Regions from separate parts of the Mus musculus genome. Here region 1 is linked to region 2. Evidence: chromatin contacts called from ENCODE POLR2A ChIA-PET data. All regions are on one chromosome and are shown on one strand. The core of a region is the stretch at or near the end of the contact, and the rest is flanking DNA. Distances in the headings are between cores, read along the strand shown.

Region 1 (5,707 bases), core at 988-3,487, 260 kb after region 2:
CCAACTGGGTTGTTTATTTTCAAAGATAGTACATTGCGTGTGTTGCCATGAAGCCAACAGGAAGGACCGTGGGTAGATTATTGCTGTAGGCATTACATCCAGCAGCTGGGGACTTCCTTCTCCCCAACCTACTTAAGTCACACTCATGACTGATGATTGCAAAGAAGAACAAAAAGAACACACTGCAGATGGACCACTAGTGGGAACTTGAAAACCAACATTGCTTGCTCCTGGCAAAAGTCTTTGCCTGACATTGAAGGCGGCACGGTGAGAGATGCAGTCATCAAAGACAGGTGTTAATGGAGCCAGGCAAAACTGGATTCAAGCCCCCAAACACATCTTTCACTAATATGGTGACTCTGAATGCATTCTGACCCTTCAATCTGTGCTTCAGAGCCCGAGCAGAAGAAAATAATACTGCTTTTCTCCTAGTGCTGTTCTGGGTGTTAAGTGAGACAAACGCAAGGAGCACAGCACTTAGAGCAGGGCCTGGCAAACAGCCAGTGCTCGGCCAGTGCTGGCCGTGGTTATAGAAAAATGCAGTCCAGCATCTAGTGCCAAGGACACGCTCCACGAATATCGCTGTTCCCTAGGCTCCTGGAATGCCAGGGCTGGAAGGGACCTCCTCTAAAGTCAAATGCATTTGCTTGTCTCCTTGCAAATGAGGGACTCTGAGGGCCTGAGAGGGTCCATGTTCTGAATTTAGGGACTTACTCTCACCTCAGCTTGTCTCTTCAAACTCAGTGTAGTTCTTGAAGGTGGATTTGTTGTGGGAAATTCTATTTTTTATGATGTCTCGTAGAAAGAAAAGACACTCCAAGTTTCATTTGATTTAAGAGCTAGTTGTGCTATGGGAAAAATTGAAAATACTAGACTATAAATCGGTTTCAATGTGATGGGCAGCTCATTAATTTTGTGGTTGCTATCCAATGACTGAGCCTTGAGACTCAGGTTTTTGTTTGTTTTGTTTGTTTGTTTGTTTTTTGTAAAATGGATATGTGAGCAAGACTCACTTCAAAATGTGCTTGTGACACTTTAAACGAGCTAACTTGAAGATTTTAAAAAGATGCTTGGCAAAAGCTGAAATGATGGGTCAGTGCTTAATGGCACTTGCTGTACAATCATGAAGACAGGAATTTGGATTCCAGTAGCTGCAGTATAAGCTGTGTGTTCTGAGCATGCCTGTAACCCCAGATCAGAAGGGAAGCAGAGATAGGGAGGTTTGGGGGACTTCCTATCTTCTTCTCTGTTGTGTTTTATAAAAAGATAAAAAGAAAGGAGGCTCAGTATGGTGTAGGGGAAGGGCTCTGTGGGCCCATGCTGAGGCATACCTTCCCCCCAGGGTACTAGCCAAACATGAAGGTATAGTATTGAATAGACTTTATTTAGGGAATGGGAAGGGGAGTTGAGGGAGGAGAGATAGAGAAAGGGAGGGAGGGAGGGAGAGAGAGAGAGAGAGAGAGAGAGAGAGAGAGAGAGAGAGAGAGAGAGAGAGAGAGAGAGACCATGAGCACATGGAGAGAAAAGGGGGAGAGGGAATGGGGAAGAGGGTAATGGGCAAGAGCAAGAGGAGAAGAGAGCAAGAGAGTAAGGAGGGGGCAAGCAGCCTCTTTGATTGTGAGTCAGGCACACCTGGCTGCTGTCAGGTAACTGAGGGGTGGACGGAGCTTAGAGGAAGTGCCAACATACCCTATCTTTGAAAATTAAAAAACCAAGTTCAGGGAGAGACCCTGCCTTAGAGAAATATAAAGAAAATGATAGAGGAAGACATTCATGCTCCCTTCTGGCCTCCATGCTTGTGTGTCTTTACACAAATGAGTGTACACACACACACACACACACACACACACACACACACACATGTTCACACAATAGTCTTTTTCATTGTTTATTTTATTTATTTACACCCCAAATGCTGCCCTCCCTCCTAGTCCCCCTCGCAGAGTCCTTCCCCTTCCACTCTCCCTTTCACCTCTGACAGTGCGCCCCCCATAAACTCTTAAAGAATGCTATTTATCTCTCCACAAACACCTACTCCTCAACTAAGTCATTTTGTTAGAAGCCATTCTTAAGAACTCAGTCCCTGCTTCCGGCTAGTTTTGCACCTCAGTGTCAGAACTAGTGACCTAGATCCGCATGACTGAGGAGCCTGAGCTGCAGCCTGGTGGAGAGGTTGCTTGGATTCATGGGATAGAAGGGTCCTGGCTTGCATTCCTGGCATGATTTTAGGATCCCAGCCTGGCCTGGCTCTGTGGCCTGTGCCATTGAGAGTCACAGATTGCATCATTCTGCTTCGTAATTATTTCTCCCGAGAGGAAAGCAGAGGCTCTCCTTTGTTCAATTAGGAGTGGTGGGCAAGGCCGAGCAGTGAAGCAGGGCAGCTGTCAGGAGAATTCAGGCTGGAGCAGGCTCAACAGGGAGGAACCCAGGGAAATGTGATATGTACTACCCAAGTAGCTCCCCACGCCTGCTCCTCCCGGGTCCAGCTGCTCAGGAGAAGGGAGGAAGCTAACATTTTCCCTCTGCCATTGTGTTCTGGACAGGTTCATCAATCTCAGCTTATCTCTCCCTCATAGTCACTCAAGCTGGTTATCGGCCTTCTTTATGGACGAGGAAGAGGAAGCTCAAGGGCACACATAGAAGCAAGGGCAGCATTCACGTCCAAGACCTGGGACTACTAAACCCCCGCTCCTTATGCTACTGGATAAATCCTGCTGGCCCAGCCAGGCAATTGCCAGGAGCATCTGGCTTCTCATCAATCACCGCAACCCATGGCAGGAAGACACAGAAATAAACCTAGAGGCAGGGACTCCTGGAATTAAGAGCCGAAGCTAACAGAAGATCAAGCCTGCGGCTGTATCCTGGTTCCGATATTCCTCACTCTCTTCCCACCACCTGCGCCTTAGTCTTACTGTCCCTTGTACCCCAAAATGCCATGGACAGAACGTTGGCCTGGAGAAGGCACCTGTCCTGGTGCCAGCCCAGCATGCTTGGCCTTCACAACAATAGCTGGAAGGGCCTCTTAGAGCAAATACTTCCTGAAGTGCCCAGAGCAGCCACTGTCCCTGCTGCTCAGGAACAATCACAGCACATACCAACTTCCGTGTTGTGCTCCGTTTTCCAGTCTCATGGGCCTGCTGCTGAATGCTGCTGAGGCTTTTAGCTCTCTTCAATAGGCAGGCCAATGACACGCACAGAAAGCCAAGGCTCGGACTAGGAAGGCCCTGAACACTCTAGGATAACTTTAGATTTTTTTTTTCCCAAAAATATATATTCAGAGGGGAAAGAAATTAGAACTTCTAGTTTTCTTTAGTCTTCCTTCAAATCCAGTGCCTCTTCTTTCGTCTTTCAACATTGCAAACAAAATGGGAAGGGCTTGGGATTTACCTAGGTGGCAGAGCCCTTGTCAAGTATGTGTCATACACACACGGGGGTGCTGTGGGGTGGATAGGGATAGAGAGACAGAGAGATAGATGGAGGAAGAAATTCAATATGGATATTCACATATATATATATATATATATATATATATATATATATGTATGTATGTATGTATGTATGTATATTTCATAATGACAGCACCTCTGTCACGTTTCAGGTATCACTATGTGACACTACCCTGGGCAACTTGAGCCCCCCCACTGTCAACTTCTGGAGATGGCCTGAAGCCAACAGGTGAAATTGAGGATTTCTGTGAGAGTGTTGGGTAGTAGAGCACAGGATGACAGAAACACAGGATAGCAGAGACACTGACTCTCACCAAATGGCTGGAGAATCAGGACAGCTGGCTGCAGAATGTAAAGGAGAGGACATTAGATTTGGGAATATATAAACAAGTGGATGCTTTCTAAACAAATGTAAAAAGGGTTCGTGAAACATCAAGACTACATGAATGATGTAATGTTCAAAGTCTCTGGATTTTAGCTTACTCAGTTTAGTTGCATCTCTGGGCCAGTTAGTACTGGGTCTCCTTGGCTAAGTGGTTAATCAACTTTATAACTCAATATTCCTGTTATTAAATGAAGAGGAGGACAATAAAGCAGCTACCTCATACTTTGCGGTAGAGACTTCAGAAGTGTAAAGTGCTGGAACCATACCTGGCAGACAGTAGGGATACTATGATTCAGAAAGGGCGAGGAGTGGGGCATAGGACAGAAGAGACTTCAGGAGTCAGTCCTAGCCCTACACATGTCTAGTGTCTTTAATGAAAACGGCAGTACAAAAAGTTTGGCTTCTGCTTTCAGCAAACTTGCAAAGCTGAGTTGCTGAACAACTTGCATCTTGAACCCCGACCTCTGGGTTCAAGTCTCAAAGCCTTTATGTGGTCATGGGCAAATCATCTGTATTCTTTGAGCCCCATTCTTCTCGTGTGTGAGTGGGGGATGGTCACAGACATCCTTTATAGGGTTCGGGTTGACTGAGATCATGTATGCCAGCAACAGGAAAGATACAATACTAGAAAAAGTGGAAAATTTGTCAAGAAACTGAAGAGAAACAAACACGAGGGAGATGCCACTGGAAGACAAAGTTGCTATTCCCTCTACACTACATTTTGTATCTTTCATTACTGGGCTTCGATCATCCATGAAGTCATGGTTCATATCTATTTATCCATAAATGTGTCTCCAGCACCCTCTCTTTCACAAGAAGCCAACACAAATTTACCAAAATGAACAAATAAACACAAATACTGCCCAGGATAGGACTCTTAAACAGGGAGAAGCTGGAACCTGTTCCGGCAGCTCAAGTAACAGCCAAAGAGAGTGATTTTCCAAGGTCCCCTTGCATCTCAGAGGCGAAGCAGCATAATTTGAGGTCCTGGTCCTTTGCCAGGGCAGCAGTGTGTCCACTGTGGTGAACCTGAGGGCTGATTAAGAGTTTATGTAAATGTCGAAGCTCTTGGCAGCACTCCTTCCTCTCTGATTTTGACATGCTCTGGGCGGGAGAAGTTTTCAAAGAGCTTTGAGAGAACACCCACACCCAACGATGGAAACCTTAGAAGAAAGGACCACAGAAGAGCACTCCTCAGCAGGGATTAGGGGATAGTGAACAGGTTTTTCAGAGGCATATGGAGGCAAGATGTCAGCGTGAACTTGTTTCTCTGATGGAATTTGAAATGCTTTTAAGCAGAGGGTTCCTGAGCAGCTTTTAAGTGTTGAGGATAGCATTGCATGCAGGTTTATAAATAAATGGAGGTTTGGGATGACCTCTTAGTGGTTCCTGTATAAGGGTGAACCTTGGGAAGAGGAAATTAAGCCTTGAATTAGCAGCCTACATGCTTTTTCTGCTTTATAGATCAGCAAGCAGGAGGCATGTGAGTGCTGGATGAGGAGGCTGAAGATACCCTGTATCCTTAACTAATCCTGCCCTTCTGACCTTGTCTCCCAGGAGGAGACTCTTAGGCAAGATATTAACCGATCTCGGTCACAGTTTCCTCAGTCTGCACAATGAGGCTAAGCAACCTTTGTCCATTCTTTTATAAAACTGACTCTTAGCTGTGGCAGCTAAAATGTGTCGAGCCCTGGTTGTGTGTCTGCCCTTGTATGACCTGTTAGTTTTCACAATCTGCCAGGAGACACAGATAACCTAAACATTTAGCCTGAGAACATCCGGCTAGTAATGGTGGAGCTAACAAGTATGGGATTTGGACACAGACTACCTGGTTTTGGTAGCCAGATCTAATGTGTATGCTGTACCTTCCTGCCTC
Region 2 (6,042 bases), core at 1,436-3,935:
TATAGCTCTAGAGTTACAGTTTGTACCAACACAGCCACTTCTCAGGCTGCAGCCCTTACCTCCCTGCGGTGCCGCAAATGTACCCATCTGTGGGGCTAAGAGAAGCAGCTTCCTTCAGCAGACTAATATGTTGGATTTTTTTTTTCCTTGCTCTTTGCCAAGGGTGAAGGTTGAACTTGAGTTATCCTTGATATCTTCCCTGAGCTTAGGTGAGAGTGGTTGTCATTTGGGACAGTGCGCTGGATGTTGTTTCTTCATTTCATTGTGGTTTTATGTTCTAACAGGACAACTTGTCACAGAGATAAAAACTAATATAATAGATAGATTCATTCTCAGGGACGTTCACTGATGAGTAACTCTACGATTAGGGTTAGGGATATGAACCTTTTTCTTTTCTGTTTTGTTGTTGTTGCTGTTTTGTTTTTTTCAAGACCAAATTTCTCTGTGTAACAAGCCCTGGCTGTCTTCAAACTCACAGAGATCTGTGCTTTTTTAATTATACTGTACATGTGATTCTTATAACTACCAAAATTTGGAAACACTTGATGTACATACGTGTTTTGCCTGCATGTTTATGTGTTTACCATATATACACATGCATGCTTGATGCTCATGGAGACCGGGAGAATGTCAGATGCCCTGGTCTTGGAGTCACAGATAGTTGTGAGACACCATGAACGTGCTAGAAACAGAATCGATATCTTCTGCAAGAGCAGCCAGTGCTCTGAGCTACTGAGCTATCTCTCCAGCCACTTCGAAATACTTCTTTACTGAGGAGAGCTTCTTTACTGAAGAGAGAGAGAGAGAGAGAGAGAGAGAGAGAGAGAGAGAGAGAGAGAGAGAAACATGGAAATGAGTCTGGACATGGTGATTCATACTATTATTCCAGCATTCATGAAGCTGAGGCAGGAGGATGGTGAGTTGAGTTCAGTCTAGATTACATAGCAAAACTCTGTCAACATAAATATTTGTCAGAAATAAAAGCATCCATGAAGTGTATAGTTACCTTAATATAACAAAAAGTATACCTTAGAAGGAGTTGTGTTTTTTAAGAAAGAAGATTTTAGCTGGGCATGGTGGCACACGCCTTTAATCCTAGCACTTGAGAGGCAGAGGCAGGCAAATTTCTGAGTTCGAGGCCAGCATGGTCTAGAAAGTGAGTGCCAGGACAGCCAGGGCTATACAGAGAAACCCTGTCTCAAAAAACCAAAAAAAAAAAAAAAAAAAAAAAAAAAAAGACTTTAAGTATCAATTAGAATTAGACTTTTTCCTCACTTTATTTACTCATGAAATTGGCTGAAAAGTAATAGAAATGGAAAAACAAAAACAAAAAACAAGTTGCGGAGGCTTCTGAAATACTAACTAGACCAGGAGTGAGATGATCTTGGGCAGAGGGCAGAAGAACATGGTATCCAAGAGATTCTGAGGCCTTGTCTATAAAGTCTGAGCGCCACTGGTCTTTCTTTTTAAAGTTCTCTTTCAACCTTATAGTGAGGAAATTCATCTTTCTTAAAACTTGTCTGTATTTATTTATCCATTAGCATAACTTTAGAGTATATGGATTCAACCTGACTTTATTATTATTTAGCATATTCTTTAATGTAGAGATGGTAGATTTTTTTTTTTTTATTTAGGAAATCGGCTAGCTTTTCGTTAATTTATTTACATTTTCTTTTTTTTTTATTTGCATGAGGTGGCTAGTTAACTTTATACAGTATAGATATTTTAATGCTCTTCTTGCTCTAATGTAATGGGTTCATTAAAAATGTGTACAATCTAGAGTAAAAACAACCAAAGGCCTAGGAGAAAGCAAGAAAAGAGGCACTGAGAATGCTGATTTTTTTTTTTCTATAAACATTATGTGGGAAAAAGGAAGGGATGCTGATAGTTAACACACAAGTTGTTTCTGGTGTCTCAGGGGCAGTCAGCTGGCACTCAAATGTTCTCTTCCAGTGCTGGTTAACCGGCACCTCCTTGGCTGGACTCCTCAACATCCTTGTGTTTAGGGAGAAAGAAGTCTGATTGGTGTCATGGATGATTAACCGCTAATTTAGCTCCCAAGTGTGAATGAAAAAGGGTACTAAGATCTCAGAGGTGATGTGAGATACAGGAGGGGTCACGCTGTTTTAATTTAGTGCACGGTTGAACTCAAAAATTTGGATCAGATAGAAAGAAATGTTTCTCCCTCCTTTTCGACCCCCACCCCCACCCCCATTTCTTTCCTCTGTTTGCAAAGCTCTCAGTGCCCTTGCCCTTAAGAACAGCGAAGAGTCATTTGACACGTCTGAAAGCTGGAGGCGAGTTTTACTTTTCAGGTCATCCAATTTAGGAGATCCAATTTCTGCGGAGGGGAGAAAAAAACTGGGTGGGGGAGGGAAACAGCAGACTCCTGGTCTTCCGATCTGTCTACCTTCAATACACAACCTGACATGCAGATCCAGCCAAGTCAGGGCTTTTACTTGAACCTCCACTACCAGCCCCAGCAGCAGCAGCACAACCTTGTCACTCATTCCAGAGAAACACGCCCCATTCCTCTTGACCAATAATGGCTCCACTGCCTGCATAGTAATGAGCTCGAGACCTCCCCTGACCAATAGCGCTCCCGGAGCGGGGTTAGTTTTGCATGTACCTAAATGATTTGCATAACCCGGCGGCCAGGGGCTCCCGAGGCGAGCGTGCAACCCTAGAAGGGAAAAGGACGCGCGGAGCGGGAGCCGCCTCGGGGAGAGCGCGGACAACCAGGGTGTTTGTGAGAGCTGGGGCGGGGGTTGGGACGCCTGGCCGGCATGGCTGGAGGCTGCGCTCCGCAACCTTGAGGAGCTGTGCGGCTGGAGGAGGCCCGGGACAGGAGGCGGCGGCGATGGCAGCGCGCGGCCCGGGCAGCCGCTCTGGGCCGGGTCGGCTGGCCTGAGCCGCGGGGCTGCCGGTGCGCGTCCATGGAGCAGCGGGAAGGGAGAAACTGCGGAGCGCCGCGTCCTAACGCTCCGGCGGCAGACTGCTGAAGGAAGCGAGCGCACGCGGACCGCCGAGGGACGGCGCCCGGGCCCCGAGCCCCGCAGGCCGGCTGCCCCTGGTGCGGCGCGGTGCGGCGGAGGGCAGCGGAGGCGAGTCGAGCGAGAGGAGCCGCGGGAGAGGCGGGCGCGGGCGGCGGCCGCAGCAATGCCGGGCCCGCTGCGGCTGCTCTGCTTCTTCGCCCTGGGGCTGCTCGGCTCGGCCGGGCCCAGCGGCGCGGCGCCACCTCTCTGCGCTGCGCCCTGCAGCTGCGACGGCGACCGTCGGGTGGACTGCTCCGGGAAGGGGTTGACGGCGGTACCGGAGGGGCTCAGCGCCTTCACCCAAGCACTGTGAGTGCGGGCGACCGGGCTGCGGGTTGAGGGACCCGCGGGCGCTGCGGGGCGGAGCCAGGGCTCGACCCCAGCCCCCAACCCCAGCGCCCTGGGGGTGCACGAATCACCTGTGTGTGTGTGTGTGTGTGTGTGTGTGTTGGAGGGTCAGGGGGATTGGCCCCCTTTCCCGTATGCTGGCCTCTCCAGACTTAGCCACTTTGAATCTGAACCTCTAGGAGCTTTTTCTTTTTGCAGCTTTTTTTTGGGGGGGGGGGTGCAATTACTACCTCCTACCCCCCACCCCCCACCTCAAATCGCAAGTGCATTTAGGGCCAGGAGGGAGGATGCTGGAAACGCTTGCCCTTGGCAGCCTTTCACGTGACCTCTTCCCCCATGCGGCCCCCTGTTCGGCTGGCAAAACTTTGGCCACGGATGAGGGCGCCTAGAACTTGGCCTGCGTTTGCCGACCAGGCACGTTCCATGGGGAAGCACCTGAATACCCCCAGGGTTCCCGCAGGCGGAGTGAAGAAACACCTGTACCTAAGAAGGGGAATCGCTTTCCAGTTTGGCCCCGTCCTGCCTGTGCAGTGTGACACCTTAGCTCAGATCCACTCGGGACTCATTACCACGAGCAGAGCCCAGGGAGGAGGAGAAGGATTCGGCCTACCCTGGGCGGGGATCCTTAGTGAATAAGGCATTTAAAAGAAGGAATGCTGACCTGAGGTAGAGAATGTTGGGAGAGAAAGTTCTAGAGCATGTGATCAGTGCAGTCTGTAAGGTGGGCAACCGTTTTCCGCCTGTACCTTCAGCAGAGCCTTTCGTGTGAGCTGCCTGTGGTCAGGAAGAGTAGCATAGATGGTTCTGACCCTCCCCACCTCCTTCCCCAGAGACCCAGAGAGCCTTTAGCATCTCAGGGAAGAGGGGGAATCTGAAATAGGTGTTGGAGGTGATGTTGGCAAATGCCACCCGTAGAAAAAGAATGGGGTAATTGAGCGGAGGGCAGCTTGTATGGCCCTTTCAGCCTTCTCGTGTTGTGTGGCCTATTGCATGATTAAATCAGGAGCAGTCAAAGACCTGCTAGAGAGGAAGGGGCCCCGAGAGGCCCTCTGGCAAAGGAAACTTCCTTTTTACCTTCAAGCTATCAAAAGAGACCTCTTAGGCGTAGCTTTAAAGGAATAACAGATCGTGTGAAGGGAAAACTCCCTTTTAGGCAAGCTGGGGCATCACTGTATTTCCAGGTGGGTGGTGCCGAGGCATTCGGCTGGCCCTCTCAGGTTGGGGATGTGGAGAACTGAGACCCTTGGCTTTGCACCCTAGTCTCAGATTTTGGCCCAGTCTTAGGTGTTGTTGATGCCTGGAAAGACCCTTTCTTTCGAAATGATATTTGACTTTTCACCAAACCATGTGAAGCGATTTGCTCATAGAGGTCTATTAAATCTGAGCAGGGCTGGCAGGTGAGGAGCTAGGGTTTTCCTGTTTCTTGAAACTCTTTGGAAATAGAGAATTCAGGCAGAAAGAGAACTGACTTTACCAGAACCACATAGAATTATGGTTATTATTATTATTTTTAAGAGTATTAGAGTTTGAGGAGTGTGCTAACCAAGGTCTTTTCAGATGAGTTATATTATTAGTTAAAAAGTTAGGATTTCACTGTTTAGTTTATTTGTAAAGATTTGTAAAGACTAACGAATAGTCTTGCCCCATAAGGCAAAGGGCCTGTTTGATGCGGTACCTAATGTCACGTTTTTATGGGAACAAGCTTCTCTAAGAAAGAGAGCATCACACAACCTGTAGATCTCACTGGAGACCATGAAACACCCTATCTTCAAGGTCCAGCCTTAGGGGAGTTACTACCCATAGCTTGTGGAATGGGTAGATAACATTTTCCTGGACTTTGGTGGTGGTCAAATGTGAGCCGATCTCTTTGTGATCAATAGGCAGAGTGAGGTCACATTCTGAGACCTCATTTTCCCCGGATACCCTGATCTCCCCTTCAGAAGGATGTTTTATATATGACCACTCTATCTTTAAGGGGTTTCAAGGACCGTATGTTTTCCTGTAACATGAGGGAACCAGTGGCTCTCTATAGAGCTTTGTCTGAGGAGGGGCAAGGGCTCAGGCCTGCACTATTTGCTGTCACAGTGGAACTTAGAATCCCCAAGGGATTTATTCCATTCTGAGGAACCATTGCAGCGTTCGTGAGCCACGGTTTACTCGGAGATCGAGTCCACAAGTCTCTAGGCCCTTGGTTATGTCCTAATTTCTGCATTTCACCATTGGTGAGATTACAGAAGCAAAAACAGAAGCTTTAAGATGAGACCATAGTGTTCAGAGTTCTTTCTCATTGCTCAATGATTCGTCCAGTGATGGGACTTTCTCCAGCCACTGAGATGTGTGCATAGTTCACCTTGGAGACCATAGGGTCAACAGAGAACAGGGATTTTATTTGACTCAGAGCATAGAGCCTGGTACAATGGGGAAACTTACAACTTCTGGGGTGAATAAGCTCATAGGAGCACACTAATACATACTCTCACAAGACTACTCTAAAGAGCTTCCGATCTAGACACCAAGCCCAGGGGGGTTGCTAAACTTGGCATCTTCCCATTTAGCCTTTTGTCCAGAATTGAGAAGGCCCAGAGAGAACACTCCTGCTGTTCCTACCTTAGGCTGGTTTAAACTTGTTCAGCCAAACTCTCTATTTCCTGCTGATTGC

Evidence for each region. ChIA-PET counts read pairs that join two places held with the same protein, here RNA polymerase II (POLR2A).
Region 1: POLR2A ChIA-PET joins it to region 2 with 10 read pairs in Patski. The contact joins the enhancer-like site here to the promoter of Lgr4 in region 2. POLR2A ChIA-PET finds 5 or more read pairs at or near these places in 3 of 5 experiments (Patski and embryonic stem cell).

Annotation. Positions count from the first base shown.
Region 1 is chr2:110,177,559-110,183,265 of GRCm38, forward strand. No RefSeq gene overlaps it. Among named protein-coding and RNA genes, the nearest start is that of Gm22997, 38 kb to the right of the region's middle. Within about 2 kb of position 2,238, at least 1 of the 3 ENCODE cell types and tissues checked has a DNase peak (open chromatin) inside an H3K27ac peak, as active enhancers do.
Region 2 is chr2:109,914,962-109,921,003 of GRCm38, forward strand. It overlaps Lgr4 (leucine-rich repeat-containing G protein-coupled receptor 4), which reads left to right and starts at 2,686. Exons shown (of 18, transcript NM_172671.2): 1 at 2,686-3,344. The coding sequence starts at 3,160.